Regions from separate parts of the Mus musculus genome. Here regions 1, 2, 4 and 5 are each linked to region 3. A link is a loop called in an ENCODE intact Hi-C map of the cell type or tissue named here. Cell type or tissue: heart. All regions are shown on one strand. Each heading gives the region's core, and the rest is flanking DNA. Links, peaks and the distances in the headings are about the cores only. Region 1 holds the start of Esyt1 (extended synaptotagmin-like protein 1). Region 2 has its middle 11 kb from the start of Esyt1. Region 3 holds the start of Nabp2 (nucleic acid binding protein 2). Region 4 holds the start of Zc3h10 (zinc finger CCCH type containing 10). Region 5 holds the start of Cs (citrate synthase).

The links. Peaks named below come from ENCODE experiments on the same cell type or tissue, not always from the same donor. Only the 100,000 strongest peaks of a DNase experiment are listed, where the experiment ranks them.
Region 1: a loop joins it to region 3, with 2.2 times the contacts of the local background. A loop is called at or near these places in 3 of 42 quality-filtered maps.
Region 2: it touches region 3 in a loop (5-fold over the local background); 6 of 42 quality-filtered maps call a loop at or near these places.
Region 4: a loop joins it to region 3, with 3.0 times the contacts of the local background. A loop is called at or near these places in 6 of 42 quality-filtered maps.
Region 5: it touches region 3 in a loop (3-fold over the local background); 4 of 42 quality-filtered maps call a loop at or near these places.

The regions. Positions count from the first base shown.
Region 1 is chr10:128,522,680-128,528,603 of GRCm38, reverse strand. Esyt1 (extended synaptotagmin-like protein 1) reads left to right here and starts at 2,745. Exons shown (of 31, transcript NM_011843.2): 1 at 2,745-3,140; 2 at 5,489-5,530. The coding sequence starts at 2,781. In heart, for the core only: a CTCF peak has its summit at 2,800 (motif pointing right); DNase peaks (open chromatin) are centred at 2,593, 3,523, 3,733, 4,333 and 1 weaker place; H3K4me3 peaks cover 2,961 bases; H3K27ac peaks cover 2,452 bases.
Region 2 is chr10:128,533,671-128,539,594 of GRCm38, reverse strand. No RefSeq gene overlaps it. Among named protein-coding and RNA genes, the nearest start is that of Esyt1, 11 kb to the right of the region's middle. In heart, for the core only: a CTCF peak has its summit at 3,132 (motif pointing right); a DNase peak (open chromatin) is centred at 3,144; H3K4me3 peaks cover 801 bases; H3K27ac peaks cover 999 bases.
Region 3 is chr10:128,407,429-128,413,289 of GRCm38, reverse strand. Nabp2 (nucleic acid binding protein 2) reads left to right here and starts at 3,440. Exons shown (of 7, transcript NM_027257.2): 1 at 3,440-3,554; 2 at 3,942-4,043; 3 at 4,454-4,592; 4 at 4,684-4,755; 5 at 4,893-4,974; 6 at 5,070-5,136. The coding sequence starts at 3,965. It overlaps Rnf41 (ring finger protein 41), which reads right to left and starts at 1,674. Exons shown (of 7, transcript NM_001164237.1): 1 at 1,465-1,674. In heart, for the core only: CTCF peaks have their summits at 3,293 (motif pointing left) and 3,493 (motif pointing left); DNase peaks (open chromatin) are centred at 3,389 and 4,099; H3K4me3 peaks cover 3,043 bases; H3K27ac peaks cover 2,777 bases.
Region 4 is chr10:128,543,665-128,549,588 of GRCm38, reverse strand. Zc3h10 (zinc finger CCCH type containing 10) reads left to right here and starts at 1,843. Exons shown (of 3, transcript NM_134003.2): 1 at 1,843-1,895; 2 at 2,698-2,761; 3 at 4,051-5,924. The coding sequence starts at 4,103. The coding sequence ends at 5,410. Rpl41 (ribosomal protein L41) reads left to right here and starts at 421. Exons shown (of 4, transcript NM_018860.4): 1 at 421-501; 2 at 616-640; 3 at 909-931; 4 at 1,160-1,479. The coding sequence starts at 629. The coding sequence ends at 1,202. It also overlaps the pseudogene Gm9176. In heart, for the core only: CTCF peaks have their summits at 1,841, 2,877 and 3,076 (motif pointing right); DNase peaks (open chromatin) are centred at 1,008, 1,788, 4,028 and 4,618; H3K4me3 peaks cover 2,881 bases; H3K27ac peaks cover 2,643 bases.
Region 5 is chr10:128,333,417-128,339,340 of GRCm38, reverse strand. It overlaps Cs (citrate synthase), which reads right to left and starts at 1,614. Exons shown (of 11, transcript NM_026444.4): 1 at 1,382-1,614. The coding sequence starts at 1,423. Gm51822 (a long non-coding RNA gene) reads left to right here. Exons shown (of 2, transcript XR_003949053.1): 2 at 1-2,202. In heart, for the core only: a CTCF peak has its summit at 3,544 (motif pointing left); a DNase peak (open chromatin) is centred at 1,670; H3K4me3 peaks cover 1,729 bases; H3K27ac peaks cover 2,161 bases.

The DNA of each region.
Region 1 (5,924 bases), core at 634-4,633, 120 kb before region 3:
GAGCTACACACACACACACACACACACACACACACACACACACTCCATGTAAAAAAAAAACAACTCCAGAAAGTTATTCTCTGACCTACACTCATACCCACATAAAATATTAACTTAAAAATTTAAAAAGGCCAAGTTTGATGGTTTATACATTTATTTTATTTTTTTGATTGTTTATACATTTATTTTAATGTAAGCACTTTGGAGGCAGAGGTAGTTGGATTTCCTTAAGTACAGAGCCAGACTGGTCTACATAGTGAAATCATCTTTTAAAGTTGCATGTATTGGGCTGGAGAGATGACTCGGCGGTTAAGAGCACTGACTGCTGCTCTTCCAGAGATCCTGAGTTCAATTCCCAACAATCACATGGTGGCTCACAACCATCTGTAATGGGATCTGATGCATTCTTTTGGTGTGTGTCTGAAGACAACTACAGTGTACTCGTATGAATAATAATAAATAATATTTTTAAAAGCTGTGTGTATCACAGGGAACATGGGTGGATCAGAGGACAACCTGACAACTCTCAGGAGTTGGCTTTCCACTTCCACCATGTATGTCTGGGGCATTGAACTTAGGTCTTCAGGCTTGGTGGCAAGTGCCTTCACCCACTGAGCCATTTCTATAGCTCTCCACTTAATCTTCTATTATAATTTTTTTGTAAGATAGATTTATTTATTTGTTTGTTTGTTTAATGTATGTGAGTACACTGTCACTGTCTTCAGACATAGAAGAAGAGGGCATCGGATCCCATTACAGGTGGTTGTGAGCCACCATGTGGTTGCTGGAAATTGAACTCAGGACCTTCGGAAGAGCAGTCAGTGCTCTTAACCACTGAAGCATCTCTCCAGCCCCACTTAATCTTTTGAGAGAGAGAGAGAGAGAGAGAGAGAGAGACAGAGAGACAGAGAGACAGAGAGAGACAGAGAGAGAGACAGAGAGAGAGAAAGAGAGAGAGTGTGTGTCTTGCTAGCAGTGAGCTACCATATCTGGATTTTACAGACGGGATGGCAGAGATCTAAACTCAGGTCACTAAGCTTGTGGAGCAAAGGCCTTTTGCTTGTGGTTGCTGGGGAATGAATTTAGGTCGTCATGCTTGGGCTATATAAACAGAGCTGTCTTCCTAGCCTGTTCCTTCCTCCTCCCCTCCTTTCTGTATCCCCCAACCCCTGCCTCCTTTTGTTTTGTTTTATTTTGTTTCTGCTATTTATCTCAGGCTGCCTTAGCCTCCAAAATGCTGGGATTACAGCTATGTACCATCCCGTCTGTCAGAATTCTTCATTTTAGTGTCCTAGATGTTCCCAAGGGTGCTGGCTAGTTTTATATCAACTTGACATAGTCTAGGGTCGTCTGAGAGGAAGGAACGTTGATTGAGACGAAGCCTCCATAAGATCTGTAGGCAAACCTCTATGTAGAACATTTCCTTAATTGATAGGGAAGGGCCCAGCCCATGGTTGGCGGGGGCCATCCCTGGGCTGCTGGTCCTAGGTTCTATAAGAAAGCCGGGGGCTGGTGAGATGGCTCAGTGGGTAAGAGCACCCGACTGCTCTTCCGAAGGTCCGGAGTTCAAATCCCAGCAACCACATGGTGGCTCACAACCATCCGTAACAAGATCTGACTCCCTCTTCTGGGGTGTCTGAAGACAGCTACAGTGTACTTACATATAATAAATAAATCTTAAAGAAAGAAAGAAAGAAAGAAAGAAAGAAAGAAAGCCGGTTTAGCAAGCCAGTGAGCAGCACCCCGTCCCCCGCCCCCCATGGCCTCTGCATCAGCTCTTGCCTCCAGGTTCCAGCCCGGTTTCAGTTCCTGCCTGGACTCCCTTCAATGATGGACTATGATATGGAAGTGTAAGTCAAACAGACCTTTTCCTCCCCGACCTGATTTTGGTCAGCATCAGGAAACTATTGCAAAATGTAATAATTACTGCTGCCGTTGAACACCGCCCCTCCCTGACTATAATCTTAATCGGCCCTCTATGATAGAGATGACTAACTCTGGATTCTAAAAAGAAACAAAATCTCACTTATCTACCGATCTCCTCCCCTCACCCCACTTCTTCAAGACTGGAGTATTAGAACTCTAATGTTCATCACGCCCCAGCTGTCGCTGACTTGTTCCTTTTCACGGACAAGATAGGGGGACTGAGGACAGCACAGACAGGGCCGCTAGACAGGGTCGGTCATCCTAGACTTTCGTTCTAAATCGGTCTAATTTCCCTAACGTTTCGCAAGGGCAGCCAGTAAAAACTCAAAGAATATTCTTAGAGGCAAAAACGAACGTTCTCTGAGTATCAAACGCTGGGAAAGTTGACAAAGAATATTTAAGATTCAGACCAAACCCTGCCAAACCATTTGAACGTGTGGAGAGATACACCCTCAACTCTAGCTCACTCTGAACTCAGTAATTAGAGTAGCGGCTCTGCATGACGTAACTCCACAGGCGCTCCAATCCCACGTGGGAGGAGCAGCTGCTCCCGCCTCTTAAGTGGGACGCTACGCCCCGTTCTCTCCGTGACCAGTCAAATACTGTCTTTTGGTTTCTTTCCCCCCCTTTTCCCGCCATCCAACCCTCCCATCTTGACCCTCTGGTCCAATCACGGAGGCCCTGCCATCCCAAGTCCTCTCTAGCTTCCCAAGTCTACGCGGCGCTGCCCCAACAGGCAGGGGCGGGGCGGGGCTTGAGGTCCCGGGGGGAGCACCATATATTACTGGGGGGGAGCTGGACCAGACACTGAGCTGCCTGCAGCTGCTCGGGCGGGCACTCCCAGAAGCTGCCCCATGGAGCACTCCCCTGAAGAGGGCGCCAGCCCCGAGCCGTCAGGGCAGCCCCCTGCCACGGACTCCACGCGGGACGGGGGCTCCGGGGTCCCACCTGCCGGCCCAGGTGCGGCGAGCGAGGCCCTGGCGGTGCTGACTTCCTTCGGGCGCCGCTTGTTGGTGCTGGTGCCGGTGTACCTGGCAGGGGCAGCGGGTCTTAGCGTAGGTTTCGTGCTTTTCGGCCTCGCCCTGTACTTGGGCTGGCGCCGGGTCCGCGATGGGAAAGAACGGAGCCTGAGGGCAGCGAGGCAGCTGCTGGATGACGAGGAGCGGATCACCGCAGAGACGCTTTATATGAGCCACCGGGAACTACCTGCCTGGGTGAGTTACCACTTCAGCCCTTGGTGCAGTATAGCTCTTCCTAGCCCCTCAACTTGGGGCTCTCCCACCCTACAAAGTCAGCTCCCCCACCTAGGACAGCGGGCCCCCAGACTTTGCATCGTCCCGTTAGCGCTTGTGTGCTGGGACGCACCACTCCTGGACGCGGCCACCCACTCTCCCCGCCCACCCTTGCCGCAGAGCGGATCCTTCCACGGAATCGGGACTTCTTCCTCCGTCTCCTCGGACTACAGCAGTACATCTGAGCTGCCGCTCCCAGCCAAGCGTGTAGAATGCTCGCTCCTCCTGACTTCTGGTGCCACTCGCGCCTTTGCCGCGCTGCCTCTGGGGATCCCTCCACCCCCCACCCCGCGATGGCTCAGAGGTTCCCCCGCCTTTGCTAGCGCTTTCAAGGCTTTTTATCTACTTCAGGGCATTAGGGTTTTCCGTTTCCTGCCTTGTCTCTAGGTACCCGCTGAGACCCAGCCCTGCAAGCATTGTTCCGCTGAGTCCCAGCACCTGGAAATGACCTATCGCGGTCGCCTTCCAGCCTCAAGCCAGCCGGGCTGCTGGGCTAAGGGAGGAGGAGGTTCTGGGAAGAGGGTAGTGCGGCAGCTGTAGTTCCCGCTGCTCCTTTTTACTCGTACCCAGGGCGGCCCCACCCTTTTCCGGACTGTGAGCAGCCTTCGCTCGCTCGTTTGCTCAGCCGACCCAGGCCCTCATTACTATACCCTGTCTCCTGGGCTGAAAAGATGCCTCCCTCTGACCTTGCTAAGCTGAGCGGGTTACCAACCCCTTTGGGGTACCCTCCCTACTCTTCTCACTTAGAGGTGACAGGTAGAGAGAGGCAGACACCAGTCACACTTGCCATTCCCTGGAGAGAAAAGAAGAAGAAACGGTTTCATGTGCCCTAAGTAGCAACTGTTATTGCTACTCTTTATCCTTGGAATTAACCCAACACCTCCCTACCTCCGTGTACAGCACAGGTGTCCTTTCCCACTCAGGAAGAAAGAGAAAGGAGCTAGGGAGGAAAGGAATGAGGGAGAGAGTGCGGAGGCTTGCGCAGGCACTAGCGCACCAGCGCACCAGGCCTAAGACTTCCTGCCAGTCTCTAGGTTATCAGGGTTTGGTTTCTTCTTCACCTTCTTATACTGGAGCCCACGCCCGGTCCCAGGGGAGCAGGGAAGGCTGGACAAAGGAACTAGGACTTCTTCATCCCAGGATTCCCCGGAGTTCTGATTTGACAGGATCTCCTCCTGAAAGAATGTACCCTTCTCTTCAAGACTCCTCCCCCTCCCCCTCCTTGGCCCCAGAAGCTGCCATTTCGCATCTCTGAGCTAGCTGAAGCATCTCTATGTGGCCCCACATCCTACCCACTCCCCTTATTAAAGAAGCCTCAGTGTCCCCAAGTTCTAAGGAAAGAATTCTCCCACCCCCGGGATTGTATGCTTGGATCTGTGTTGAAACTTTTTTCTTACTGGGCGTGGTGACACGCCTTTAATCCTAGCACTTGGGAGGCAGAAGCAGGTGGATTTTTGTGAACTGGAGGACATCTTGGTCTTTATAGTGAGTTCCTGGTCAGCCAGGGCTACATATTGAAACCCTATCTACAAACAAACAGAAAAACAACTTTTTTCCCCCTTTGTTTAACTCATAGTCTCATATAGCCCAGACTGGTTTTGAACTCCCTGCCCTCTTGCATTTACCTTCCAAGTGTTGGCAATATATGTTCGTGTCCCCGTAGCCAGCTAAAACTGTCTCTTAATAAACTCAAACTTTCTTTAAAAAAAAAAGGGGGGGGGGTGTAGAGAGATGGCTCAGTGGTTAAAAGCAATGACTACTCTTCCAGAGGACCTGGGTTCAATTCCTAGCACCCACATGGCAACTCACATTGCCTGTAACTCTAGAATCAAGGGATCTGACACCTTCATACAGACATACATGTAGGCAAGACACCAATGCATATAAGTCATTAAAACAAAAAAAGCGTGCATGTGGGGGAGAGGTAGAAAGATGGATCGCTGGTTAAGGGCACTCACTGACTCTACTCTTCCGGAGGTCCTGGGTTCAGCACCCTCATGGCAGCTCACACTGCGAGATCCAAGGGATCTGATACTTTCACACAGACATACATGCAAGCAAAACACCGATGTACATAAAATAAGTCGTCAGAACAACAACAACAACAACAAAATGTGGTGGGGGAGAGGGAGGGAAGAAACCTTGCCACCCAAGCCCTGGGTGTGAGGAGTCCCTGCCAGATGGACATGCTGCATCCCATGAGCCTCTTAGGAAGTGTGGATGTCAAGTGTGCTCATCACTGCCTCTGCCTTCTGTCTCTTCTCCGCCAGGTCAGCTTCCCAGATGTGGAAAAGGCCGAATGGCTGAACAAGGTGAGGACTGCCTCAGCTTTGATTTTTTTTTTCCCTGGGTGGGGTTTATTCCTCTTTCGATGCCTTTCCACACCTCCGTTTCAGCTAGAGCATGGTCCCCTGAGCTGCCCATGGGGTGAGCCGAAAGGACCGTATCTCCATGTTCAGCTCTGGACACTGAGCCCAGGGCAGCCTCAACTGATCTTCCCACTGTAGCATCGGGCCTCAGAAAGCAGCTGTAGGCTGTCATGCCCAGATAGAACTTGCCTTTAGACCTGTGGCTCTCGGCTTCATGATTCTGGGACCCTTTAATATAGTTCCTCATGTTGTGGTGACCCCAGCCATAAAATTATTTTCACTGCTATTTCATAACTGTAAATTTTCTATTGTAATGTAAATATCTGTTTTCCGGTGG
Region 2 (5,924 bases), core at 1,002-5,001, 130 kb before region 3:
AAAAAGAAACAGACAACAGATGGCTCTGGACAGATGGCTCAGAGGTGAAGTGTATAATCACCTATATTCATACATACACATATACACACATATAAACATATATAAATATCTCCATTGAAGAGTTAAAGTAAAGATCAATAGTAGGCCACTTGACTATCATATGTGAGGTTCTGAGCTCAAAATCCAGCATTGAAAAGGAAGGAAAAGAATTTTGCCAGCCAGGCAGTGGTGGCACGTGTCTTTAATCCCAGCACTTGGGAGTCAGAGGCAGGCAGATTTCTGAGTTCGAGGGCCAGCCTGGTCTACAGAGTGAGTTCCAGGACAGCCAGGGCTACACAGAGAAACCCTGTCTTGAAAAAACAAAAAAACTAAAAAAAATAAGAAAATAGTTCAAGGATGGGAGCAGTGACACACACTAGGGAGGCAGAGGCAGGCAGCCTGGTCTACAGCTTCAGAACAGTGAGGGCTATATGGACCTGTGTCAAATTAATAAATGAATAAATAAGAGTTCAAGTCCAGTTTTGGCAACTGAACAAGTTTGAGGCCAGCTGGGGCTATATAAGACCCTGTCTCAAAAAACAAACAAACAAACAAACAAAAAACAGACAAGGGGCAAGTGATAGAGACATGCGTAGCCAAAATGGCATTATATAAGAATCGGAGAAGCTGGGGGGAAGAGCAGGCCAGCCTCTGGGCTGGAGAGTTTGAGGTAGGTGTCAGGGTATACCAGCCCAGCCAGGAGGACCCTGTAACAGAAGTCCTTGGGAGGCAGAGGCAGGTGAATTTCTGAGTTCGAGGCCAGCCTGGTCTACAGAGTGAGTTCCAGGACAGCCAGGGCTACACAGAGAAACCCTGTCTCAAAAAAAAAAAAAAAAAAGAAAAAAGAAAAAAAAGTAGTCCTGAGGGAGACTGGTGGTCTGAGTCCCCTTTGCTATGTTAACAGGCATCTCAGTGAGCCCATTTGTCCTGACAATGAGTGCCTGCTGTTCTTGTACAGGAACCAAACTACCACCATCTTCAAGCATTCTCCCAGGGCCTACTCACAGAAGCTCATCACAGCTGGGCCTCCTGACCATTTCCTTCCCTCTTAGAAGGCAGGAAGGTCATGGGACCCTCACCTGAGTATCCAGCCAGTCCTGCCAACCAATGGCATGCAATTCTGCCCTAATTGCCTTGGACTCATGGTTCTTGGGGGAGGGGCTAGAGGATATAAGTGGGAAAGGCTGAGGGGAAGGGACCTTCTCTATGCATCTGGAGAAGCCATCATCCCTCCTGGGTTCAGACCTTCCAGGGTGGCTGCTTTAAGGTCACCTGTGCTCCTGTTTGTAACTCTCACTCGCTGCTCTGTAAGTAAGCCTAAGAGTCTACTGGTTCCCCGGTGAACTTTTGGTGGACTTGTACCTTGGTTTGTCTTTGGAACTTTAGAATGTGTGTCTCCCCCAGAGGAGTTAGTAACACTGTCTTGTACCTTGGTTTGTCTTTGGAACTTTAGAATGTGTGTCTCCCCCAGAGGAGTTAGTAACACTGTCTCTTGCGCTCCTTGGACTCGACCAGCAAGAACTATGCTGCAACAGGATCCTTCTGCACACGTTTATTGGGAGAGCTTGATTGCAGAGGCGAAGAGACCCCAAGCCCAGAACTGGTGCTGCTTATATAGGCCTAGGAGAGGCGTGTCTCACACCCAGATTGGTTATGCACTACGCCTCATTTGCATGTTCCTCATCTGATTGGCTACTCTCTGTACCTCACAGAGCCTCATTATCATACCTCATTTGCATGTCTCACATCTGATTGGTCATACTCTCAAAGCCTCATTATCATGCCCGGGCCAGGGAGTGTCTTTGCAAAAAACTTTACTGCATATGTACACATTGGTTGTTTGTCCAAACTTATGCATGGTGGCCAGCAGTAGTCAGTGCCACTCTGCAACGGCACATGTGGCTTCCCACAACTGTCCACTCAAAGGACCTGAGTTTGGTTCTCTGCACACCCAAGTCAGCAGCTCACAATCACCTGTTATTCTAGCTATGCACATGCACACTCGTGGACAAGCACACACCGCATGCACACTTACTTTTAAAACCATGGTTGAGTGTGGTGGTTCACACCTGTAATTCCTGCACTTGAAAGGCTGAAGCCAGAGGATCAGGAATTCAAAACAGCCTCAGTTACATAGCAGGTTCCAAGGCGCCTTGGGGTACAAGAAAGTCTAGATCACATAAAGACTGAATCTGGAACAGATGCTCACAACTTTAACTCCAGTTCCAGGGGAATGATACCTTCTCCCAGCCTCCTCAGGTACCAGGCATATATATATATATATATATATATATATATATATATATATATATATATACATATACATACAAGTACATTCTGCTAGGTTTCTGCAATTAATAAGCAATGGGGCCAACATTCAATTAGGCAGGCTGATTCTTCTTTTTTTAATTATTTATTTATTTTATGTATATAAGTACACCATTGCTCTCTCTCTCTTTTTAAAAACTTTATTTATTTTATGTATGTGAGTGAATGAAGATACTGTCTCTGTCTTCAGACACACCAGAAGAGGACACCAGATCCCATTACAGGTGGTTGTGAGCCACCATGTGGTTGCTGGGAGTTGAACTCAGGACCTCTGGAAGAGCAGTCAGTGCGCTTAACTGCTGAGCCATCTCTCCAGCCCCACATTGCTCTCTTCAGACACAACAGACAGAGGGTATCAGACCCCATTGCAGATGGTTGTGAGCCACCACGCAGTTGCTGGGAATTGAACTCAGCATCTCTGGAAGAGCAGTCAGTGCGCTTAACCGCTGAACCATCTCTCCAGGCCATGGCAGACTTGATTCTTGACTGTAATAAACCTATATAGAGTCATCCAGGGCAGCAGCACTATCCGACTGACAGTAGCTTTTAAAAATGAGCACAGAAGAACGCTTCATCAAACCTTTGAAAAGGAGTACAGAAGAAAGGTTCATCAAATCCTGTTTCCTCTTCCGTCTTCCAGAGTGTGCTGAGATCAAATACCACCTCCAACCCCGTGCTTCCCGCCGAAGTTTATACACACAACCAGGAAGTGTAGGTACTCAGTTCAAGCCTTGGTCATGAGACGCGGCCTATTACAGTTTATCACCACCAGGTGGCGCTTAAGGCACAAAATTGACAACAGATGGGGCCCCACCCTGTTTGTGCGGTTAAGGCACAGCACCCCGTGGCTCCTGAATCCGATCTGTGACAAAACCGGCCTGAAAAATGTTCTGTGCACCATATAATAATGTCTATGTGAAGGTCTCATGATGTGGTGGGTCGAGGAAGAAAAAGTTAGAAATGCATGTACCTCCGGAGCTCAGCTGGTCTATTCAACAAGAGCCTTTTCTTTTACTGAGGTGTGGTACAAGTTTTGGTGTGTGGGGAGTCCTTCAACTAAGGAAGTTCCTCACATTGCAGTGATGGTAGTCCCAGCAAGCAGATCACCCATCCTCTTCTGTTTCTACTTGCTCACATGTGTGAATGTGGAGAGCCTGGGTAAAAGAGAGAATTGTGCTCAGGAAGTCTAGATCCTGCCAGGCCTGGGGCAGCAGAGAAAGGGAAGTAAAACTTAATATTACTCTTTGATGCAGAATAGATTTTGAGTCTTGTGTTTTTCTGCTTAGCAGGGGAAGTAGGGTTGGTTAGAAGAGAGAGATTAGGTTTGTAGCTGTGCGTCTTAGTTACTGTCCTATTGCTGTGAAGAGACATAATGACCAAGGTAGTTCCTATAAAAGAAAGCATTTAACGGGAAGCTTGCTTACAGTTTTAGAAAGTTTAGCCTGGGCTGGAGAGATGGCTCAGCTGTTAAGAGCACTGACCGCTCTTCCAAAGGTCCTGAGTTCAAATCCCAGCAACCACATGGTGGCTCACAACCATCTGTAATGGGATCTAATGCCCTCTTCTGGTGTGTCTGAAGACAGCTACAGTGTACTAACATATAGACATATATGTAATAAATAAATAAAATCTTTTTAAAAAAAGTTTAGCCCGTCATATCATGGAGGGTTGGCAGCCCTTGAGGCTGGTGCTGGATAAATAGCTAAGAGCTACATCCTTCTGTGTAGGCTTGGCATGGACTTTAGCACTTTCCAAGTGCATCTTCAGTGGCACACTTCCTCTAACAAGGCCACACTTCTTAATCCTTTTCAAGCAGTGCCACTCCCTGGTGACTAAGCATTCAAATCCATGAGCTTATAGGGCCATTCTCATTCAAACAGCACAAGCTGGTGATTTTTATCTGGCTTGGAGCTGTGTTTCCTCAAAATTGCTTTAACCCCCACCCCCACCCCCTGCAGTCCACCGTCTCTCTCCCTCAGCTCAGCCAGGACTTTGGCCCTGGGTCTATTAGGTCTTGGAGGACCAGGAGATGATGGATAACTCTGGAAAGGTCAGGCAGCTCACAGACACTTGTCATCAGGTAACCCAAACTGACCTTGAGTTTCTAATCCTCCCACCCCTACCTCTTGAGTACTGACTGAGATTACAGGTGTATGCCACCACCGCACCTGGTTTTATGTGGTGCTGGGGATGGGACCCACGGCTTTGGGTACGCAGGGGTCTTAGTTTGGGTTTCTATTAATGTGACAAAGTACCATGACCCAAAAGCAAGTTGGGGAAAGGGTTTATTTGGGTTACGTTTCTACACTGTAGTCTATCACTGAAGGAAGTCAGGGCAGGAACTCAAACAGGGCAGGAACCTGGAGGTTGGAGCTGATGCAGAGGCCATGGAGGGATGCTGCTTACTGGTTTGCTCAGCCTGCTTTCTTATTGAATTCAGGACCACAATCCCGAGGATAGCTCTACTCACAATGGGCTAGACCCTCCCCCACTGATCACTAAGTAAGAAAATGTCCTGCAACTGGGTCTTATAGTGGCATTTTCTCAATTGAGGCTCCATCCTCTGATGACTCTAATTTGGGGCAGGTTTGACATAAAACAAGTCAGTTCACCAGGCAAGCACTCCACTCACTCTTCCCTGTCAGTTTGATCAGAGAAGTCATGGACCCATCAGAGTTGGGGCTCCAACCAGCATATGTTCTGCAGAGAGGAGGATCACCACAGAGGGAATGTCCTACTGTCTTCAAGGGAAGCCATGTGGTCAGTGAAAGGACAGGAACCAGAAACACCCAAGACCAAGTTCTCAACACAAAGGAGATTTATTTTTTATTTTGTAAAATATGTTATCTTTTTTTTATTAGATATTTTCTTTACTTACATTTCAAATGCTATCCTGAAAGTTCCCTGTACCCTCACCCTGCCCTGCTCCCCTACCTACCCACCCCCACTTCTTGGCCCTGGCATTCCCCTGTACTGGGGCATATAAAGTTTGCAAGACCAAGGGGCCGCTCTTCTCAATGATGGCCGACTAGACCATCTACAAAGGAGATTTATTTGCCCCAGAGGGACAAAGGACAAAGGACTGTCTCTGGATGGAGAGGAGACAGACATGGCCCGTAGGCAAATGGCAGTTCAGAAAGGGAAAGGGAGAAAGAACCTCATGTTGGGTGAGTTGGTTAATTTTGATCAGAAGTGTTGATATGGGTAGCAAGGGGGTTTCTCACTACTGGACTTAATGCTTTGGTAACTGGACCTTGGTGTTTTGTCTCAGGAATGTGTCTGTGGCCAAATAAGGGAATGTACCTTGGGGGCTAGCTTTAGGAATGTAATCTTAACAGTTTAGCAAGGCAAAGGGAAGGGAGGAAGGGGGAGACCTGACAGAGCCATGTTTGCCAGTCTTGGGGCTGCTCCCTTCAGCCAGCAAGACCCTAAACTGTTTCAACAGATCCCACAACTGGTAGGAAAAAGAACTAAAGGAAACAACAGACTCTTCCCCAAATTCTTACAAGTAGCACCTGAGGACCCCAACTGGCCACAAGAAGAACAAAATGTGTTCA
Region 3 (5,861 bases), core at 1,862-5,861:
GGAGGAGGAATGCTTCCTTCCTTTGAACAACACTTCATTTCCCAACCATCTGGCACATGCACCTGTACCTCAGGAAAAAAAAAAAAAAAAAAAAAAAGCTTCCAGGAACAGGTACTATATTGGCTGTGCTTGGTCTCCTAGGGACAAGAAATTCCAAACACAGAAACCAAAAAGCCTCCTGTAATGGGAAAATTAACCCTTAGGAAAACAGACCAGGAGTTGTAAGACAAGCATTGAATCAGGAGAGAGGGGGAAGGAGGGTGGGCTTGGATTCCAGTCCTAGCTCTGCCATCCACTGACAGGACAGCTTCAAACAAGCCGTGTAGCCAACTGTCAAACAGATATGACACTTGCATTTTCTAACCTATTGTCCTGCAAATCAAATGAGATAAACTCTGAGTGCACGTGTAAGACTGCTGTATTACTTGTTGCAACAGAATGGCAAAATAAACTCACAGTGAGAACCAGAGGAAATGCTTGAAAATGCTTGTTCCTTCTTTTCAATCACTGGGAAGTAGGCCCTGCCACAAGGTTTACTGAAGACACTGCATAACAAATGCACCCCTCACCCTCCCTTGGCACTATCCAATCCCACTCTTTCTTGGGGGAACACTAGTAGCCACCCATCCTGCTACAGTAGTTAAAACTACTGTATAAGAAGTAGCTGCCAAGATTCTCATAGGTCAATCTCCCAAGAACAGTGGCCTTGGTAACCATCACATTTGCTACCAGTTGAAATGAAGTTTCATGAAATGAAGTTAGTGTACCAATCCAAAACACCCTCATCCTGCTTTTTCAGGTCTTTCTCCTGCCCCTACTCCCACCCCCCCTCACTCTCTACCCCACAAATGCCCTGCCTCCTGGACTGGGGTGGGCTTTCCAGTGTATTAAACGAGTGGATGGATCGTGCGTATCAGAGAGCGGGGCTGCAAATCATTCAGGGTCAAAGATGTAAGGAATGTAAGAGTCCTCCACGGAGAGGCGGGAGGGGAGAGAAGCGGCGAAGGAATAAAAGAGAAAGACAAGGCTGCCAAAGACAAGGCATGGGAAAGAAGCCAAGCTATGGCGCTTGGAGGGCGGAGGTTTGGGTTCCGCGGTCCCTGCCAAGGCTAGCCCCCAGAACGTTCCCTTCGCCTCCAGGCCTGTCAATCATTGCCATTTAAACTCCATGTTGTCCCTCAGCCCCAGCAATCAGCTCCTCCCGGGTCCTCAGGCTGGCCCAAGGCCACTCCCGCACTTCCCGAGGCTCTCCCTACTCCAGAGGATCTTCCAAAGCTCCAGAGCCCCCAGCTAGCTCACCTCCCGACTCCTCCCAGCTGAGCTCCCTTCCTCCATTTTCCTCCTCCTCTCCACCCTTCCTCCCTACCCCCAGCACTTCGGACCCAGGCACCAATCCACAGGGACCTCGCCCCCTCTCCCCCCCAACCCCCCAGGGTTAGAAGCTCGCCCAGGCGCATTACGCACCACCCGGAACGCAGCCTGGTTTCTCCGGACGCGGGGCCTGGCTGCAGCTGAGGACACGGCGGCCGCGTAGCACACTGTGTGCCCGGTCTCAGCCTTTCCCCGTAGGGGAAGGGGAAGGTAAGGATGGGGAAGAAGGTTCCGACCACTCCTCGCTGTCTCGGGTTAGCCCTTAGCCACGCCCACTGCTGCTACGCAACGGGGCGGAAGCTCGTCACCAAGCCCCGCCTCTCTATTTAACTCGGCGGCGCCTGGATGCTCCTTGCGAGCGGCCTATGAGAGGCGGGGGCTAGCTGGGCCTCCGCTCTGGGCCGGAAGTTCTTAGGACGGACAGTGTAGCCTTTTGGGAGGGAGGGCTCTATGTGCTTCAGGTGTGAAGCTCCGGGGCGACCCTGGGTGTCCCGCCTTGCAGAGTTACTTGGTGCTGGGTGGTGCACGGCTCGGGTGCCAGACCTGGTGCAGCGCTGGGACGAGGTCGCCGCGGGGCAGCTGGTCTGCAGCGTGGCCTGCTGTCCTCCCAGCCCTTCAGTTTCCAGAGCTGTGGTCAGCATCCCGGAGCCTCCCGACCTGTGACTCACAGTCATGGGGATGGATGCTGCTGTTAACTTAGGAGGCCGCAGGATGGAGAGGGAGGGAGTGTCTCACCGCAAAGCTTTGATCTAGGGTGCTGCAGGGGTCGTCCACCTCCCAGCCACACACTCTTGTAGTATTCCTGATGGCTCTTCAAAAACTCAGACCGCCCGAAACATTAATGGATTTGATTTCCTAAGGCTGCAACACTGTGGTTAGGGGAAATGGGTGGGAGAGAACCCGAGGAGAGTCGTGGTGGAGTTTAAAGCGCTCTGTGTTAGGTAAGCGGGGAAGCAAGACAAGGAATGCAATTACATTACCTCTTAGGCTAATCTGGTGTCAAATAGTATTTGTTGTAGATACTCTCTTTTTTAAAGGGCAATTCACATTAGTACATATGTAACTAGCTTATTCGTGAGAATACAGAGCTAGCTGCTTCCTTTGAAGACAATATGACGAGTACCAGAGGAAACTTAAGCTTCTAGGTGTCTCTGAGATACAATAAAATAAGGAAACAGGAATCGGATGTGCCTTTGTGAACCAAGTCAAACTTGCTTCCCTCCCCTCCCTCTCCCCTAGTCAGGGTTTCTCTTTGTTGCCCTGGCTGTCCTGGAATTCACTATGTAGGATAGGCTGGCCTTAAACTCAAGAGATCCGCCTACCTCTTGCCTCCCCAGTGTCCACCTGGCTTGAGGCTTGCTTTTTATGTTCCGGGTTCAACGTCTTTCAAAGGAGAGTGAATCTGCGTATTATCTTTCTATGGCGAAAATGCTGCTTGTCCCAGAGCCCTGAGCCGAACCGTTCGGTACATTAAAGATGATGTGTAAGCTCCTGCCATGTCCAAGGTACTGGCTTTTAACTAACTTTCCATTTTCATGTGTAAAATGGGCAGTGGTGGCGCACGCCTTTATCCCAGTACTTGGGAGGCAGAGGCAGGTGGATTTTTAAGTTGGAGGCCAGGCTGGTCTACAGAGTGAGTTCCAGGACAGCCAGGGCTACACAGAGAAACCCTGTCTCAAACTCCTTCCCTCCGCCCCCCGCAAAAAAAAAAAAAAGAATTGCCGAGAAAACAAGCAAAGAAACAGACTGGAACTAAAACGTTTTCCTGCTGCATTCCATCGCCCTTGGACCTTTTTTCCACTGTGACACTAGTTGAAGAGAAAATGAAATGTTTAAGAGCCCAAAGTGCATTCTTTGGGAGGAAGGGAGGATTGGTATCTGGGGCGCCCCCTGGTGGTCCATCCATCTTTCCCTCTACGGAACTAATACACTGCAAGGTTCCTTTAAAACCTAAAACTGCCCCCTTCGCGGCAAGTGAATCTCGGAGCCTGATTGGATGGGTGGTGGCCGAAGGTGGGGCGCTTTGGGAGGCAGATCGGACCTTATTGGCTGGAGGAGGTCAGGGGACGTTTCCGGGAATGTAAGCGCTCCGGCGTTCCTCTCCGCAGCATCCGGCGGCAGCCAGCCCCCTGGCTCCCCCTGCGGGTGGCTCGGCGGTGTGCACAGTCCGGCCTGCTGGCTGGGTGGGTGGTGGGCTGCGAGTGGGGGAGGGGATGGACCGAGTTCTGGGTTGTGGGGATGCGGGTTCAGGAAGATCTGCCGAGTGAGATTCTGTTTCCTGGAGCTGCATCGGGTTCCCTCCGAGTCTCCTTCAGCCTCCCGGCTTCGGAGCGTGAGACTGAAAGCATCCTGACATAGGGCCTACCAGCCCCTAAGCATCTTACCCAGAGATCTATAAGTTCTGATCTTGAAGTACGAGGCCCCCAGGGAAGTTCGTTTCTAACCCCCCAGAAGGGTTAGAGGGGGACCGAGGCTGCCAGATTCCAGCCTGCTGTGGTGGGTAGGCCGAGCGGGAGCATGGGGGCAAAGGCTCTGAGCCTTGAACCTTCCTCTCCCATTTCCGCTTCCAGCGGGGTGCCACGGCTCGGGAAGCATGACGACCGAGACCTTCGTGAAGGATATCAAGCCCGGGCTCAAGAATCTGAATCTTATCTTCATTGTACTGGAGACAGGTGGCTATGCATGCGCAGTGGACTCGTGGGAGCAAAGGGGGAGGAGCATGGAGAGTGGGAGCACACGGGACCACCGCTTGCATTCTTAACTTGCCTGGACAAGGAGAAGGCTCCCCCTCCATGCTCATTCTAATCACTTAGAGCGCTGGCAGAGGGAGCTGCTGACAGGTATAAAATAGGTAAAACTAAATGGCCTGATGCCACGCGGGCCTTTATCCCACTCGGGGCTCTCTCCATGGTGCTGGATCTCCACTACCGCCCCATACACCCACCCACGCATAACCCGCCATCAAGGAGGGACGTGGGCTTTGCTTCTGTTCCTTTACCTAACTCAGCCAATACCCGGACTCTCACCATCACCACTATCTGTATGACTTCATTTCCATTCTCATATCTTTCTTCCCTTAAAGGCCGGGTGACCAAGACAAAGGACGGACACGAGGTTCGGACCTGTAAAGTGGCAGACAAAACGGGCAGCATCAACATCTCAGTATGGGACGATGTGGGCAACCTGATCCAACCTGGGGACATTATCCGACTCACCAAAGGGTAAGGCAGGGCTCCTAGTGGCAACAGCGGTAGGGTGTAGTTAAAAGTCCCTACAACTTTTCTGAAGACCGAATCCTGCTTCACCCCACAGGTATGCTTCAGTGTTCAAAGGTTGTCTGACACTGTACACTGGCCGTGGGGGCGATCTGCAGAAGATTGGAGAGTAAGTTGTCTCAGCAGTTGAGATAAGCGCCAGGAACCCAAAGTGGATAAGTTAGGGTTTACAAGGAAGCAACACAGACTGTGCCGTCCACATCTCCTGGCTGGACAGGTCCAAGGCTTCTGCTCCTTTCTTTGCAGATTCTGTATGGTTTATTCCGAAGTCCCTAATTTCAGTGAGCCCAATCCAGAGTATAACACGCAGCAGGCGCCCAACAAATCGGTGAGTCTCTGGGCCTGGCGTTAGAGAAGATGGCAGACCAGGCCTGGCAGCACGATGTTGAGGAGGGTCTGAGTATATCTCATCTGTGCCTGCAGGTGCAGAACAATGACAACAGCCCTACTGCCCCACAAGCGACCACGGGACCCCCTGCTGCCTCTCCAGGTAGGAATCCATTTCTTTCCTTCCACTGGCCCCTTCAAGTCCCCCATTCTGCCCAGCCAGGAAAGATGTGTTTTCCTCATCCCTTTTCCAAGTGTCTCCTCTCTCAGGATGTTCCCCCTCCACCCAGTTCTCCTTCATTTCCTACACCTTCTGCAAGTCTCAGTGGCGAAGAGACTTGAAGACCTGAGCTACTCTCTCCTGTCCAGTCAAGAAACAAAGGAGAGTAGAGTAGTTTCTCCAGGTGTGCCAAACAGGATCACATGGACCACACTTAAAGTATCATTGTAAATTCTTTGTAATATAAATCACTAAGTGATGGGAATACATTCTGAGAAGTAGGTACACACACACACATACACACATACCTCGATTGTGTGGACTACTTGATTCCTAAGCTATGTGGCATAATCTGTATTATATTTTTCTTTTTTTAAGATTTATTTATTTATTTTATGTATGGGGGGGGAGCATACACTGTCGCTCTCTTCAGACACACCGGAAAAGGGAATTGGATCCCATTACAGATGGTTGTGAGCCACCATGTGGTTGCTGGGAACTGAACTCAGGACCTCTGGAAGAGCAGCCAATGCTGTTACCAGTGAGCCATCTCTCTAGCCCCTGTATTTTTCTTTTTAATTTCTTTTCTTTTTCTTATGTTTTTCTTTCTTTTCCTTTCTCCCTTTTCTTTTGATACACATTCACACCATGTTGTACAGACTGATCTT
Region 4 (5,924 bases), core at 723-4,722, 140 kb before region 3:
ATTTGTGGTGAGGAAATAGAAATCCTTTCTGATTAAAGACATTTTTTTTTTTTTACTTAAAAAAAAAAAAAGATCCATCTGCCTCCCAGGAGTTGGTAATAAAGGCGTGCGTCATCAAGCCAGGGCAAAACTAGTAATTTTTACTACAAGCCACACCTATTAATAGTAGTAAATGGAAGTGTTTACCAAGAAACTACAACTCCCATGAAGCAACGAGGGAGAAGACGGAGTGGTTTTTTTTTTTTTTTCCCCGCCTATTTTTTCTCAGTCCCATACTGGAAACAGGTGCTGGTGTTGAAATAATACAATATCCTTAAAATAGACGGAAAGGTGGGGCTTGATAACACGCACTCTAGTAAGGCAGCCGGAAGTCGCTGTCTCGAGCAGCCCCGCCCTAAGGGACGACACACGGGCCGGCTCGGAAGTGACGACACCGAGCACGCCATTAAATAGCAGTAGGCCTCCCTCTCCGCCCTCTCGGTCTTAGCGCCATCTTCCTTGGTTAGTCGCGGGGTTTTCTGGCGTTCGGGTTTCCAGTGCAATCCGTTAACATCCGACCTCCACATTCACTATCATCACAGCGGGCTAACGGCATTTTTCCCTCTTTCTCTCTAGAGACTCCTGCGCCATGAGAGCGAAGGTGAGCGGCTCTTAGGTGGTGAATCGGGCACCTAGTCCCCGCCATGGTTCCTCTGCGGGCTTCCAGACGGTTTGCCTCGGGTGTTCGCAGTCAGGGAGAGGCTTAAAATTCTTGCTGAAGAAAAGATGGGGTGGGAAAATGAGGGATTCGGCTCTAAAACTGAACCGGTGTCCTTTGTCAAGCCCTGTGTTCTGAGCAGTTTCATGGCCTTGCACAAGCCTGTCTCTAACATTCTTTTTTGTCTCCTCACATGATCGGGTTTTTTTAGTGGCGGAAGAAGAGAATGCGCAGGTACGTTTAATTTTTCAAGACTACCTTGGGGCAGTGGGGGCAAGCTCGGTGTGGGATATTTGGTTGGAAGAAAATATCTGGCGGGAAGGAAGCAGGAGTCGCCGCCCAGTACAGCAGAGCTGGTGCTTGTTAATCTCATCGTCTCTTGTACTCGTGCACTAAGTGTACGTATTGATAGATGTGCAAAGGAAAAAAAAAAAACTCAGGTTTGTGTGCCTTCCATTCCAGGCTGAAGCGCAAGAGAAGAAAGATGAGGCAGAGGTCCAAGTAAGCCAGCCCGTGCACCTACGACGCCTGCAGGAGCAGAAGTGAGGGATGCTGAGGGCCGGGACAAGCTATCGGACTGTGTGCTGCCATCGGTAATGAGTCTCAGTAGACCTGGAACGTCACCTCGCCGCGATCGCCTGGAGAAATGACCGCCTTTCTTACAACCAAAACAGTCCCTCTGCCCTGGACCCCCGGCACTCTGGACTAGCTCTGTTCTCTTGTGGCCAAGTGTAGCTCGTGTACAATAAACCCTCTTGCAGTCAGCTGAAGAATCAAACTGCTGTTACGTGTTTTTTTGCGGTTCCTTGGGGTGGGGACTCGAGTGTGTTTCTGTATAGGCGACATAGTTTGGGTGTTTGATCTGGCTGGAGCCGGTTGAGTGTGCGCCCGAGGTTAAGTTACAGAGTTGGTGCGTTCACAGCGCCACTCCTACGTTTTGGGGGTACCACTGCGTAGAACCTGACGCTGAGCGGAGTTCCGGGTCCGGCGGAGTCCTGTTACCATGGTGATGCGCAAGGCTTGTTGGGAGCTTCCTGCGCCTACTAGCACGCAAGTTGGACCATAGAGTGTGTTTCCGGGTCTGGTAGCTAGAGCGTCTCTTTCTTCCGCAGGAAGCGGAAGAACCGTAGGGTGGGCGGCTCTTTGTCGAAGCTAGAGGACCGGCAGGCGGCAGCAGCAACTACGGCGGCGGCGGCAGGTGAGGGAGGCGGGAGACTTAGGTGGAGGCCGCGCCCGGAGGGGAGGAGTCGGGGATGGCCCAGCGACTGGGTTCTGCCCGGCCACACGAGCCTCCCCCAAACCCCCCGGAACCGACCTGGCTCTTCCTCGTTACCCAGGACAGAGCCCCTTTTCTCACTGACCTCGCTTCCCAAGCAAACGCCAGCCCCGTGACGTCACAGCCCTGCCCATCCCTCCGCCTGATGTCACCCCGAGCCCCCCTCCCCTTTCACTTCCTCAGTGTCCCAGTCACCTGGTCCACCGCTGAGTGCTGGCACCGCATCGCGGAGCCGGCCAAGCCAGAAGACTTCCAGGGAAACTCGTAGGACTTTTCGTGAACTCTAGGGTGTTGGGGGATGGTCGTAATCACCGCCCCCGAGTCTAGTCTCGCCTTCCCACTGACACTAGTCAGTTGTTGCCCTTGTCCAGCTTTCAGGTTTGGCTGGCGTTCCGAACTCCAACCCTAGATCGGATTCTGAACCCCATATCCTTCTCATCTTGAGGTAAAGCTCCGCTAACCTTCCTCACCAGGAACTGTTTTGTTTTTTAGTTCAGCTTCCCAATTTTTATTGGTCGGTTCTAGCCCTTATCCTTCTTAATAGGGACTTCTCCTTGTGATAGGTGACGTTCACTTTGACCTCTTAAGGGAGCCTAAAAGCCACAAAGCTCTTAGCTTTTTGTCAGAATTCATTCCAGTGTATGAAAACCACATCATATCCCTTTCACGTTTTTCCCTTGTTCTACTCAAATCTCCGTTTTTTGTTTTTTTGTTTCTTGTTCAGAACCCAGCAGTGATGTGGAGGTGGAGACTCACGGGAGCCCCGGACTTCACCTGAGCTACCTCAGGTATTAATTCTGGGATATTGGGGTGAGGAAGGCTATCATATCCAGTTATCTGCTTCTAGTGGGACTTGAAACATTGGTCAGGCTTTGAAGGCATTTAGTCTTCACCTGATCGTCATTTATGATCTTTTAAGGGCTTGTTTCTTACCAGTTGTTTCTTATATTCTGGGGCTCCTTTTCCCATCTTGTGTATTCCTGTGCATCTCTGACTTCTAATCTGGTTAGTTATTCTAGCAAAGTCAAGGAAGTCAAGGAAACGGGAAATCAAGAAAGGTATCTTTATTCCCAAACGGAAACTAGGAACTTCTCTTATTTGAACAGTAGGGGGAGCCTGAGTCCTACTCAGGGAACATTTAAAAGATTAGACACGTGGTAGCAGGGACTCCCAGTCTTAGACTCCCAGGGTTAGAGAGAAGGGAGGGCTAGAATTAGGGCAGTGGACTGACATTCCAGAGCTCTCTTGAGAAACAGGAGACTTAAAAAGCTTTTATAGAGTCTATAAATAAAGAGGATTTTTATGGGGTAAGGAGTGCTATGGTTTGATATCAGTGGGATTTTCATGGAGTGGGGTGGGGAATGGGGAAAGAAAGGTCACCGTTCCTATGAAAGTAACTCCTTTCCACCTTGTCCTTCGAACAGTTCGTCCTGGGGATCTAAAAGTAGAAAGTTCAGCTCAGAACGTCTTTCCATGAAATGAGGGTGTTTGTGTGTGGAACACACTGGGAGATGGACAGGTTTCAGGGTTACCCTGTAGCTAGTGACACCAGTTTTGTTTTGTTTTGTTTTGTTTAACCAGGGATTTCTAAAATACATGGAGACTTGAGCTGAGTTTACGTAGAAGAGGGATTAAGGGAAGTTCTGTTTCTGGTGTTCCTTCTTCCATGAGTTCTCAAAGCTAAGCAGCCCGTGTTAGAGCACTCTTTCCAGTGTCAGTCTGTTCACACACCAACACCTGTTTTAGTTTCTCCCTCACAACTTAAATGAGAGAAGGTAAAAATCTAACACTCTCCCCTTCCCTCCCCCTCCTTGGCTGAGCATCATTAGTAAGATGAAGTGGCTTCATCCCAGCTCTCTCCCTCCTGTGTTAGCCAGGCAAGTGTGAATCACTCCAAACAAGACCAGGTGCATAAGGGCCTGGGCGGGACTTCTGGCAAGTCAGCCGGGCTAGCTAGAATTCTCCTTGGATTCTCCATCTCCCAAAGCCATTGCCCCAGAAGCCTGCCCACTGTATGGTCAGGAGAGAGGGAGCTTTCCGGAGGACCCCTTTCTGACACAGTTCTCTTTTTTAACAGTCGCCAAGAGTGGCAAGAAAAGGAAGAAGACCCTGACTTGGGGGGGACCAGGATGCCTGACCGGGACAGCTATGCCAACGGCACTGGCAGCAGCGGTGGAGGCCCTGGAGGTGGTGGCAGTGAGGAGGCCAGTGGGGCAGGGACAGGCAGCGGGGGAGCCACCTCAGATGCCATCTGTAGAGACTTCCTGAGGAACGTCTGCAAACGAGGCAAGCGATGTCGATACCGCCACCCAGACATGAGTGAGGTATCCAATTTGGGGGTAAGCAAAAATGAATTTATCTTCTGCCATGACTTCCAAAACAAGGAGTGTAGCCGCCCCAACTGTCGTTTCATCCACGGCTCCAAGGAGGATGAGGATGGCTATAAGAAGACAGGAGAGCTGCCTCCCCGGCTGAGGCAGAAAGTGGCCGCTGGGCTGGGTCTCTCACCCGCCGACCTACCCAATGGTAAGGAGGAGGTCCCCATCTGCCGCGACTTCCTCAAAGGTGACTGTCAGAGAGGAGCCAAGTGCAAGTTTCGTCACCTGCAAAGGGATTTTGAGTTTGATGCTCGCGGTGGAGGAGGCACTGGAGGTGGAGGCTCCACAGGCTCTGCTCCCCCAGGACGCCGTCATGATCTCTATGACATCTACGACCTTCCGGAAAGGGGCTTTGAGGACCACGAACCAGGCCCTAAGCGCCGGAGAGGTGGCTGCTGCCCTCCTGACGGCCCCCATTTCGAGTCCTACGAATGTAACTTGGCTCCGCTCCGTGGGGTTGAGTGCAGACTGCTGGAGGAGGAGAACGCCCTGCTCAGGAAACGCGTGGAGGAGCTGAAGAAGCAGGTCAGCAACCTGCTGGCCACCAATGAGGTACTTCTGGAGCAGAATGCCCAGTTCCGGAATCAGGCCAAGGTGATGACTCTGAGCTCCACTGCCCCCGCGACTGAGCAGACCCTGGCCCCCACTGTGGGCACAGTGGCCACTTTTAACCATGGCATCGCCCAGACTCATACCACTCTGAGCAGCCAGGCTCTACAGCCTCGGCCTGTGTCCCAGCAAGAACTTGTTGCTCCCACAGGGGCACCGGCTGCTCCCCCGACTAATGCTGCACCTCCTGCCGCTCCGCCGCCCCCACCTCCACACCTGAACCCCGAGATCACGCCGCTGTCAGCCGCTCTGGCTCAGACCATCGCCCAGGGGATGGCACCCCCACCTGTTTCCATGGCCCCTGTAGCTGTGTCTGTGGCTCCTGTGGCTCCTGTGGCTGTGTCCATGGCCCAGCCCTTAGCAGGAATCACAATGAGCCACACCACTACTCCTATGGTGACTTACCCCATTGCTTCCCAGAGCATGCGCATCACAGCCATGCCACACTGACAGGACTAATGGATACTCTACTCCCTGTTACAGCATCCGAGGGCTGGGGTCACGGGGCCCTTCCCCACTTGCATAGCCCTCCCAGGCTCTGTCCGAAGGGCCACTCAGAAACTAGGACAAGAGACTACAAGGAATATACTTGGTAGGAGCATCTCCTGAGGCAGGGTTGTGCTGGTGTGTTCTCCCCACTCTTGAGAGGGGTCTCTCCTTCAGGCCTCAACTCAAACAGGCTTGCACAGGAGTGGAGACTTGAGCCGGCAGAGAGAAAGGACTGAGGGACTGTCTTTTCTCATAGGAAGTTGGGGGTGTCCCTGGTCTTGTTTTCATTGTGAACAGCACAGATTCCAGCACTGGTGTGGGAGAGAGAAATTCCCCACCCAGACAGAGAGCCAGGAAAGATGGAGAAAGTGAAAGTCAGTGGTCAGGAGCAAAGACCTCATATGAGCCTTCAGATGGTTCGGGGCCCAAAAACACTCCTGGGCCCCTGGGAAGGCTGGGACCATAGTACTCAAAC
Region 5 (5,924 bases), core at 1,298-5,297, 73 kb after region 3:
CATTATGACATTTCCTAGGGCTTTATGAAGCAAGATAAACTAAAAAAAAAGTAAAACCAAAGGCTTTTTCAAGTTCACTGTTGTGTTAGACTATCTGGTCTGGGTTAGCAGCTCCTGAACCGATCTAATTATAGGTCCACCATTCTGCCAAACACCGTCTAGAACTTGCTTCATTTCCCAAGAGGTTTCCTTACCCAGTTCCCTGGCAGCAGCAGTAGCAACAGCCAAGTAAGACAAGTGTCTACCAAATAACCAGTCTCTACCTTGTTGCCAGACACAGAAAAGCCCCAAGATAAACCCTACAAGTTTTGTGGTACATCTGACAACTATGCATCTCACACAGAAAGTTAATACCATTCTAAGTCTTTTCTTTCCTCCAGGTGTACTTTGCTTCAAACTATCTACTGATGAGAAAAACCTATTAGTTCCTTTAAAACTAAAACAGAAGCCAAGGTCATTTGTGGGACTGTCCCCACTTGGGTTAGAGCTGAAATTCCCTCAGCATAGCTGGGTCTCTGTTTAAAGGCCCAAGTTATGCTGAGCAAAAAAGTAGTGATAACGTGAAATTAAGAGTTATCCCTACTTGGACTTGAACTTCAGAATTCAAAAGGCAAACCATCAAATTAAAGGGCCGCCAGGGAATAAGGGGAAGTACTCCTGGTAGGTAGTAGAATTGAGTCATGTGACCTTGGTGTTACTACCTCACGCCTGTCTTCATTTATTGGCCTGTAGCTTGGAGGAACAACCTTTCTGGTTCTACCTAGAGCCTGATGTGATACATAATCAGCAGGTTTAACAGAAATGCCCCACCCTATTCAAGCTCCTCCTATATACATTAAGTGCAGGAGTCCCAAGGACAAAGAGGAGCTGGGGGGCTCTAGTCCCCTAACAAAACTAAAACGGCGGGGTCACTTACAGGCTTCAATTACAGTGAGGAAAGAAACAGGTCCTGACAGGACTCACCCTACAAAGCAGAGCCCAAATTAGCCCCAGTGACCAAGTGAGCATATTTATACATCCCCCACTCCTCCTCCAACAGTTCTCTCCCTAATTCGGGGGACCACGCCACATCTTTGCTCTCTGGCCTTGCAGCCAGGGCCCTGCATCCCTCGCTTGCACCTTGGATACTTGATATGACAGAAGGCGGGCCTCCCGGCCGCCGGGGGCTGCAGGCCGGGGCCGGCAGCGTTCACCTTAGCCGGAAGGGCACGCAGCACATGGCCTAGGAGCTCTGGGAAGGGTTGGCGGCTCGCCAGGGTCGGGCCCCTTTAAGGCGCGGAGGGCTGCGCTCCGGTGTGGGAGGGAGAGCCGGTGCCGGAGGCCCTGCGGTCGCCTCAGCCCCACCCCGCGCGCCACGGCGCGCTCCCTCCTTTAAGCTCACCTTGGCTCCCAAGAGCCGGGTTGCTGCAGTGAGTAGAGCCATGGCGGGCGAAACTCCGGGACCTGGCGGGAAGGGACCGAAGGGAGAGAGCTACAGCTGCAACAGGAGCGGTCGCCGCTGTGATGGAGACCGCGCCAACCGGCGGACAAGGTTGAAAGGAGGCGGCTGAGGGGAAGGGTAGACAAACCGGCACAGGCGCCCAGCCCAGGGTCCTCGGCGAGGCCCCGCCCTCTGCCCGAAACTTGAGCCCGCCCCCCTCCGGCGACCCACCCCGGCCTCGACCATTGGCCCAAAATGGAAGAGGGGCGGGATCTGAGCCTTTGACAGATGTTATCGCGGGGAGGATTGGACCGTACGGATTAGGCTAATTAGGAGTGGGTGGGAAAGGGATTGTAGGTGTCTAAGGATGTGCCTGAGAACTCAGTTAACTTCCTTCTTTGGCTTTTCCCTTTGCCCTTAACACATTTCGGGTTCTCCGGAGAATGCTGAAGATAAAGCTCCAGCACGCGACGTTTGAAGGTCACTGAACACTGCAACTGACCATTGCACTTCCTCTACCTGCTTGGCATGCTTTCTTAAAGAATGTCTTTGGTTAATGACTTCATGGCCGTGGAGGTGACATCACGCAGAAAGCCCGCTATGATGCCAGAGTTAGTTGCTTGATGGTCATTTGTGAACAGAAGAAATCTTGAAATTACAGATACTGACCCCGTTATGTGGAGAAGAGCAAAACCAGAAGCCTGAATGTTTAGTGATGTTTGTGAACTATATGGAGTCTAAGTCTTACAAAAGCCCCCTTAATATGAAGGAACCTTTCAGTCTTTGGGTCCTGGGCCTTATGATTCTGACATTCTTCATAAAACCCCATATCATAAAACCCCATAGAGCCAGCCCACCTCAGACACAGGATCAGGAGCTGCAACTCTCCACTCAAGATCAGGTGTTAGACACTCTCTTTTCGTCCCATCATTCACAGTATTTCCAAAGGACTCGAGGACGTTTATCCTACTTGGCTCTCTCTCTTATTTCTCCCTCAGAAAACATTGCAGTGAATGACACAAGGATTTAATGATCTTACACATCACTCTTAAATGCCCCGGGGTAGAACACCTCAGAACTTCTGTACTTTCCTGTGCCTACTGTGAAATTGGCCTAAGGGTGGAGAGAAGCTGACCCAATGATCAGAGCACCTTATCTGTAACCACCAAGCCTCAAATGTACAATCCTTTTATCTCACCACATGACAGTAACAAAGTGCAGAGGTCTCAGTATCCATGTAAGCCAAGTTCAGATAGTCCTTGTTTATAGAGGATGTAGTTTGTGGCTTAGACTTGGAAAAGAGAAAGAAAACCCCTATTTCCTCAAGTTTTCTCATATACATATTCATATCTGCCCAGTAGTGTTGTTCTAGCTTGGAAGTCAGGTAGTTCTTATGAGAGAACTTTATCAAGAGAAGCTGCGCCTCTTGAGAAGCAATAACCTTAGACCACCTCCCCGGGGACTTCAAAGCTTCACTGATCAATATTGGCTCCCAATTTAGCATCTCACATGGGGTTTCCTCATAACCCCAGAATAGTCTGACCTGGTTCCTTCCCCCATAGTTAATTATCCACAGAGACTAGCTAGCAGATCAGAGGCCTGAACTCCAGTGCCGTAAGTAACCAGAGGCTGTCCCCATCAGGTGAGGCTGCTGAAGGGACAATTATTGGGTGGCCATAATGGTAACTGGAGTTTTAATAACTACAGAGAGAATGCCATCCTTTTTAAGCCCCTTGATAGGATTCTGTACTTTAACGTCCAATTTTTATTTATTTGAAGTTATTTAATCCTGATGTCCATTGTTATAAAATCAATGTGAAAGCCCAGAGATGAAGGGGGTTAAGTGGTTTCGCCCAAAAGCTGAGTCTGTATCAGTCTGTCCCTCATTGCTGGGAGTGAATGCGGTTTGTAACATGCTATTACTAATACTCAAACATCAAACCACACCCCTAGCCCTACAGTTTCTTTCTGAACATAGGTGGGAAAGTTAAGACTGGCATGAATATAACAGCTAAGAAAACTCTAGGTCCAAATATACCTGCATGAGAACAGGAAGGGGCCACAGAAAAGACTTGACATAATTGTGACCTTGGGAAGATTCAAAATGCTCAGGGACAACGGTGCCCCCTGGTGGTCAAGATCAAGTGGGAGAATTCGGGCTCTAGAATCGTCTTAACATTATCTCCTATAGGTAAACAAACTTCAGTAGACAGTAGACAGTAGTTTGCTCTCTCTCTCTCTCTCTCTCTCTCTCTCTCTCTCTCTCTCTCTCTCTCTCTCTCTCTCTGTATGTGTGTGTGTGTACAGGAACGTGTATATGGTTACATGAGTCTCACATATGCTAAGCCATGAGCTACATCAAAGCCCTGTTTTTAAAAATGGTGAGGAACCAGGAATGGCACATGTATCTATAACCCCAACATTTGGGAGGTGGAAGCAGGAAACTCTGGAGTTCAAGGTCATCTTTGGCTACACAGTAAGTTCAAGGATGGCCTGGAGTATATAAAGAGATCCTATCTAAAAGAAAAATTAAATTTATTTTGAGGCAAAAAAAAAATCTCGCTAAATTGCTTAAGTTGGTGGAGAACTTGTGATCCTCCTGGATCCCAGGCACACACACACTGCCACGCTTAGCTGAACAAAGCTACAATGCAGTGCTTACTGTTTCAAGTCACTATCTAACTATAGTGCATGAGTCACCTTAATTAATCCTTGCAACTCTATAATATGTAGGTAATAGTACCTTTAAAGAGAAGGCAACTCAGATAAAATGTCCGGCCAAGGGCCATTGCTCATAGCTGGCCTAGCTAGAATTCACAACCTCATTCCAGAGCTCACGTCAAGCTCTGCCAAGCTTTACCATCTACTCCCTAGCTACCAGGAATCCAAGGCACCCTGCATACTGGGCAAATGTCGTTCCACTGAACCACACCCGGGAATCACTGTCTGCAGTCTCCTGGAGACATCAGCACAATGTGTTGCTATAAAGGTACTTTAAAAGATAAGAACTATGCAGTTTCGCCCATCTGTAAAACCTTTGCACATCCATAACTGACGTAAGGAACTGGAGACACCCACCCTAGAACATATACAGATAAGGAAGAGAGAGACAGAGACAGAGACAGAGAGAGAGAGAGGGAGAGAGAGAGAGAGAACGGTGTAGCAGCTGAAATGACTTTGGTGAACAAGATAGCAGAGCTCATGAATACTAGGAGAGCATTAAACACGTGAACTACAACCTCAACCCTAAAATATTTTGAAGAAACAGGGTCTTAAACTATTGCCCAGGCTGACTTCAAATTCCTAAACTCAAGCAATCCTTCTGCCTCATCCTTTCGAAAAACTCAGGCAACAGGCATGTACTACTGCACCCAGCTCTAAATCAGGCTGCTTCTTTTAGACAATTCAGCCCTGACTATCCTCTTTCCTAACCCTCAAAATGGGAGTCTGATGAGAAACAGTCTGGAAAAGGGGACCAGAGGACGCAATGCTTCTACACTGGTGATTGTTAGAACCCTGCACTCGCACATCCAAGCTCCCAGGGGGGTTTGCAAACACATCTTAGAAATACTACTTTATACAACTACTAGAGAATACATGCAGACTGTACTTCCTAAAGTGAGGTGTAGCAGACAGATCACTGGCTAAGATGATCATAGATGGATTCTCGGTTCCTTGTTGACTAGCAAGACCACTTAACCTCTCTGAACTTGCTTCTTTATCTATAAAATAGAATAATGAGACCAGGTATGGAAAATGCTTTGAATCTCAGTATTCTTGAGGCAGGGGCATGTCAATCTCTGAATTCAAGACCAGCCTTGTAAACCAAGCAAGTTCTAGGACAGCCAGAGAAACCCTGTGTCACAAAAAGGGGTGGGGGTGGGGGGCTGAAGAGATGTCTCAGCACTAGCTGTTTTTCCAAAGGACCTGGGTTCAATTCCTAGCATCCACATGGCACCTTACAACTGTCTCTAACTTCAGTTCCAGGAGATATGGCACCTTTACAAAGACATATATGTAAGCAAAATACCAATACACATAAAAAAATAAACTAACTTTAAAACATTTTTAAAGTAGAAATAAAACAAAGAATAATTTATCTCTGGGTGTGGGGGTACATGCTTGTAACTAGCAGTGCAGCTGAAGCAGGAGGATTGTGGGAAGTCAGCCAGAGGTACTAAGCAAGACCCTATCTCAAAAGTCAAAGCCAGGGCAGCCAAGTTGGCTCAGCTGGTAAGAGCACTGACTGGTCTTCTGAAGGTCCTGAGTTCAATTCCCAGCAACCACATGGTGGCTCACAACCACCTGTAATGAGATCTGACACCCTCTTCTGGTGCATCTGAAGTCAGCTACAGTGTACTTATAATCATAAATAAATCTTTGGGCCAGAGAGTGGGGCCAATCAGAGCAAGCAAAGGTTCTAAAAATTCAATTCCCAACAACCACATGAAGGCTCACAACCATCTGTATAGCTACAGTGTGTTCACATACATAAAATAAATAA